Linked DNA regions of Homo sapiens: region 1 is linked to region 2. The links are chromatin loops, found by intact Hi-C in ENCODE. Cell type or tissue: heart right ventricle. All regions are shown on one strand. Links, peaks and the distances in the headings refer to the core of each region. The heading gives the core; the rest is flanking DNA.

Region 1 (2,813 bases), core at 268-2,767, 75 kb after region 2:
ACTGGGTAATTTATAAAGAAAAAGAGATTTAATGGAATCACAGTTCCACTTGGCTAGGGAGGCCTCACAATCATGGCAGAAGGCAAGGAGGAACAAAGTCACAGCTTACATGGCAGCAGGCAAGACAGAAAGAGCATGTGCAGGAAAACTCCCCTTTATAAAACCATCAGATCTCGTGAGACTTATTCACTGTCATGAGAACAGCATGGGAAAGGCCCATCCTCACGATTCAATTACCTCTCACTGGGTCCCTCCAACAACGGGGGAATTATGGGAACTACAATTTGAGATTTGGGTGGGGACACAGCCAAACCATATCAGGTAGGTACAATTTATCTAGAGGAAAATGAGGCACAGTGAGATAAGTAACCTGTCCGAGGGCTCACAACTTGGGGGTGGATCTGAGCATCCAACTCAAGTGGTCCCACACCAAATTCTGTTCCCCTAACACCGGCTGCGCTGAGAGAGGATGTTTAAGATCATCTTTCCCTGCTTTGCTTACTGTTCCCTGGGGACCCTCACTCCTAACCATGTCACACAGGTAGAGATACCTACAGCTTTAACAAGCTGGTTGTTTTTCATCAACCTCAAACTGCCTTAGTACATCTAACCTCACATACAAGACAACTCTAGGAAGTGTGTTTTTGGCTCTCTGCTCACCATCTGAACTTGCTAGTCTATTTGCAGACAGCTAGTAAGCCCGGTACAGTTTGATGCAGTGACTTTGAAAGGGAGAAAATGGCAACTGCAAAAGCTGAGGGCTGCCTTGTTCCTTCAGTCCTTCCTTGGCCTTTGTGCTACCCAGATGTCTGTTGGCAAATTCCTCTGTTTGACGATCAGCAGCTGTTTGACAAAGATCAATGCATTAGTCAATGGTGCCCACACTGACTACTCAGTTCCCAAACTAATGGTTTGTTTATGAACGGGTTAACTGATGGCTGGCTTGTTGAGTGTGGCAAAGCGCCAATCCTTCTTCTGTAATATGTGCAGTAGAGGGTGTGGGGCCTCTTGTTGGCAACCACCACCATGAAGTCAGAGACCACTGCCCCCACCTCCTTTCTGAAAATTACAGGATAGGGGAGGCAGAAAGAAAGAGGGAAGATGGTTCCGTTTCTTAAAATAATTTTACTACTTAAATTCCCTAGTCTCTATGTTTATCATGTATTTAAATCAATTTCCATTGACTGGAGACCAGTATGTAATGTAATAAGCTCAAAAGACATGTGTGTTTTCTTCTGAAATTTCAAACATAGATGCACTTTACTGAAATAAAGTCTCCACAGGATTGTTTCTTGGGGCTGTTGTTGTTGTCTATGCAGAATGGTCTTGTATAAAGAGATGCATAACTTAGTTTACTGAAGCTGAATTTTCCATGGAAATTATCCAGTGCTTTCCCAATTCTCAGGCGCTTTATCTGACAGTCTTTCTTCCTCTAGATAATGGCTGGCAGCAGCCCACAGAGTGGAGGTTATATGGTGCACTTCTGAAAAAGTCTTGAATGGAGCCATTGTTCCCCTGAGATGGTCTGTGTGTTTCACTGAACAGAGAGCAGGGTGTAAAAAAGGCACCTTGTGTGCAACTGTTGGCGAGGTTGGGGAGTGAATTAAAATCTCCAGAAAGTCTGGGCAGTGCTGTTCAGAGGAGCAATGAACACTCTGGAAGTACTGTTAGCTCAGACATTCCAATGTGGTGAGGCAGCCTCGGGGACACGACTTCCCTCCAATCTCGTTTAGAGAGGGAGCCATGGGGCGAGCAAAGGACACTGATCTGGACCTGCTCTCTTTGCAAAGATTTGAGGAAGGCGCCCCTTTCTAGGGATGGGGCCACAGTGATTATCACACTTGGATAACTTTCCTGCTCAACGGACCTAGATTTGCCTTGCTTACTAATCATGCAATGACTCATTTGGAGGATTCAATGTTAACTGCTTGTGCATCTACCAGTTTGTAGCTATCTATTCCCATGTGCCAAATTAAAAAAAAAAAGTCTTTGGGGGTGCCAGGTGATGGATGAAGTTTGATATTATTTGATCATTAAATGAATTATAAAACCATAATATAATACTGTATATTAAATAAATAGCCTACCTTGTTTATTGTCAGTGATGCTACCTCTTTCCTCAGCCCTTTATTTACTTGTTCAGGATAACATAGCCTCAGGGATTGAGTAAATTACCACTTCTCACTGTCCTAGTGCTAAAATGCCAAGATCTTAAGGAACAAAGAATTTCTTTAGAGCCCTCTGCAGAGACCTTTCTGAAATCAGCTCTCCAGGGAGGCAATCATGTTAGTTTTCATTAAAGTCCTAGTGGTGAGAAAACAGCAAGACAGTTTAAGGACCAGACTGGCAGATTTTTCTTAACAGCAGGATTCTTTGGGCCTCCTGTGCTTTCTTGCTCCAACCTCTCCTGTGTTCTGGAGCCTCCAAGAAGGAGAGATCACTTTTAAGAGGGACCCGAAAGAAAGGGTCAAACATGAGCAGGAGGAAAGTGTGTGGGAGGAGATGCTCCAGGTAGAAGGCTCAGCTTAAGTTCAGGTACAGAGCTAGAGTGGGAGAGACATTCTGTTGGGTGATCCTTATTAGCCAGGGCATGCTGGGTTACACAGCCATGGAGAGTTAGTTTGGAGGGCAATAGGGAGCCAGTGAAGTTTTCTGCATAGATTAAAGTTGTAAAAAAGGAAGAATAATACAGCGGTGGTTTGAAGGATTGATTTGGTCCAAGGGAGAGGACAGTGGGAGGCGATATGGGCCACAGGAATGGGTCCTGATCGGATGTAGGAGAAGAGGTCAGGCCTAGGGAACGGTCTTCCATT
Region 2 (2,813 bases), core at 250-2,749:
AAACTGGAGAAAGTTAACAAGAAAAATGTTTAAAATCCAGAAACTGATAAATAAATGGAAATTAATTGTGATTACCTTCAATTAATTGTAATCGAAAGTAACTTTAATTAAGAATTGTTAACTTTTTTTTTAAAGCCCCTGATCAAAGAAATTAAAAGTTGGCAATTTTCTGATGGACTCAGCCATTTTTTTGAAATTTGGTCTTCCAAATCCCAAAGTCTGGTACCTGACTGGAGATTCCATTCTTTCTCATCTGCTCCGGGAACTTGTTTTTCTGAGTTCTCAAACTCTTCATTTCTACTGACCCCTCTTCTGCTTATAGATATGTTCAGATCTCTTCTATATTCACACCAAACAAAATCAAACAAACATTTCTCTCGCTCCAGCATTTCTCTTGGGTTGGCACCCTCGTTCTTCCCATCCGACGCAGATTTCTAGAGACCCACATCTGCCTCATTATCCTCCCCACACATTCACCTCTTGATTGTAGTAGACACCATTGTTTCCTTACCCAAATTCAACCTCCTCCCTTTTTCCTTGCTTGAATCTCCCCAGTTTTAAGTTCTCGTGCCACGCGCTGATGAAAGTGCACCCAACCCAAACCCAGAGGAGGGGCTAAGGTAGGGGTGAATTTCAATTAGTCTCTAAACCAAACATTCCAATCCTCTTGCCAGTGATTGGCTTAGAAAGGGGCAAAGTAACCAGTTCTGACCAATGATACGTGAGAGGCAGTCTGCAGGCAACACCTCTGGGAAAGAGTTGCTTGTTCTCACAATGAGGCTTCTGAAGAGTGTTTTCTGTTTGTGTAAGGAGGTGGTGCTAGAGCTGCTTCAGCCTCTTGCTGCCATGAGGACATCTAGCCAAACGCATCTTGATTGATAAAACTCATTGGCACCAGCAGACGTAGTTAACATTTTGCAAGCTAGCAACAAATTACTGGAGAATTATATAGTTGTTTCTCTCCCAGAATTCAAGGTAATTAAAAATCTATTCTTAAAAAAGCTTTATTTTTCCATTTTAGAAAATATAATTTACTAATATTATAAAAGCATTATTTCTTATTCCTTCCTGCTTTTCTTTTCAGCAAATGCACAGTATTTATGTTGTGTTAAATGTCCTGTTGATGGATACCTTGAGAATTTAACAACTGAATACTTCATTATGTGTAAAATAAAATCCTAAACCTGACCAATGACTTCTTTAATAGAAGAATCCGGTGACCTCATCTCTTTGTTATCGTATCTGCCACATGGCATACAAATTAACTTTTAAATAATAATTCATTCGTGAACTGAAATGTCCTGGAATCCATCAGTTCATAGCAATGCTGTGTTAGCCAGGGCTTGCAGCCATTCAATTCAATATGAGTTACTTTAATGCAATATCTTTCTAAGGTTCTGTGCACTTTCTTAAGTATGGTCCTTTCAAAAGGCTGCCTGGCATCTTGGTCTGTGATTTTTCAGCAAGGATAGCGGTAGTATTTTAAACAGAACAGCTTTTAAGATTCAGAAATCATTAGCAGGAAAGTGACTTTAATGAAGTGGTTTAGTAGTTCTTATTATCAAAGAATGTTGATTTGGACATCCGCCTGGACCACACTTAGGGAAAAAAGAACTGTCAAAATAACAGGCTAGGTGCTTATGATTCCCTTGGCTTAGAGCTCAGTTTTACCAGTAGATGTCACTATAGTCAGACATTATTTTAAAGCCTCAAAAAGAGAAAGGTAACCTCACCGGAGTTTAAAGGATCTGAGGGGGAAAAAAGCAAACAAGTTCTTCTATAGCTAAACATGTGCTCTTCTTTTTTTAAAAAGCACAGTAGGCATTGAATAAATGTTTACTAAGTGAACCGACAAATAATCAATGCATATGGAATAGTCCGCCCTGAAATCTTTGTGATTGAGTTATGCTCTGATAGGAATCAGAGGAAGAGCTTTAGAGTCTGCAGAACAAAAATGATCTCTAAGATGCAAGCAGGCAGGTACAGAAGTAAGCAACTCTGCCCAGAGTCCATTCGTGAGAAGGGACGTGGGGATTTAAGCAACTCAACTGTGCAGACTGTTGCGCGCCACCCTACGCCAGGCACTGAGCTAGGGACTACTAGAATCGGAGAGGGAGTCGCGGTACATAGAGCCGATGGCGAAGTAAAGCAGAGGTCATGTGTTCTGTCCTCCATCCTGGAGTGGGGGAGGTGCAGGTTTTCCTGGCTTCAGAGGTAGATCAAAGTTCTAAAATCAGGGTGAAGGAGCTGAGAAACAATTCCCATCAGCTCTCCTTCAACACCCTCTTTCCTTTTTTTAAACTGAGGTTTGCCTGCATAAGGCAGAAAGAGATTAGGAAAACAGTTTGCAAACCTGGCAAATTATTCAGAGGTTTGATATATTGAAGATATATGACAACATGTATTACAGCTATTTTGAGCGCTTATTAACTGGTACATTCTGCACCAACTCCATTCTCTGATTTAATCCTCCTAAGAGCTCTAAGAGCCAGGAATTTCTATGTTCCTCATTTTTTGAGATGAAGTATCTGAAGAATGAGGGGGAGTGGGGTTGAGAGGTTAATTTGTCCCGGATCACCCAGTTAATGAGTGGTAGGACCAGGTTCTAACTTAGGCCTGTATGGGGCACTCTGCTGTGTTCCTGCCTTAGTTCATTATTCCAAGGAAACTGACTCTAGTCAGGGTCTGACTACCAGCAAAATCTAGGATCCATGTTGTTTAAGTTGATTTTGCCCCAATCATTCCTTTTTAAACTCTTAGTGAACCATTCTTATGAACAGGGCACTCCGTTTTGGACTAGGAGAAGGGGAGTG

What was found. Hi-C counts contacts between places; a loop is a spot of excess contacts. Peaks named below come from ENCODE experiments on the same cell type or tissue, not always from the same donor. Only the 100,000 strongest peaks of a DNase experiment are listed, where the experiment ranks them.
Region 1: it touches region 2 in a loop (3.0-fold over the local background); 6 of 110 quality-filtered maps call a loop at or near these places.

The regions. Positions count from the first base shown.
Region 1 is chr10:93,990,335-93,993,147 of GRCh38, forward strand. All of the region lies in intron 3 of LOC105378438 (a long non-coding RNA gene), which reads left to right. Among named protein-coding and RNA genes, the nearest start is that of PLCE1, 2.2 kb to the right of the region's middle. In heart right ventricle, for the core only: no CTCF peak of the experiment used is centred there; a DNase peak (open chromatin) is centred at 1,697; H3K27ac peaks cover 2,258 bases.
Region 2 is chr10:93,915,082-93,917,894 of GRCh38, forward strand. No RefSeq gene overlaps it. Among named protein-coding and RNA genes, the nearest start is that of SLC35G1, 23 kb to the left of the region's middle. In heart right ventricle, for the core only: a CTCF peak has its summit at 1,659 (motif pointing right); no DNase peak of the experiment used is centred there; H3K4me3 peaks cover 446 bases.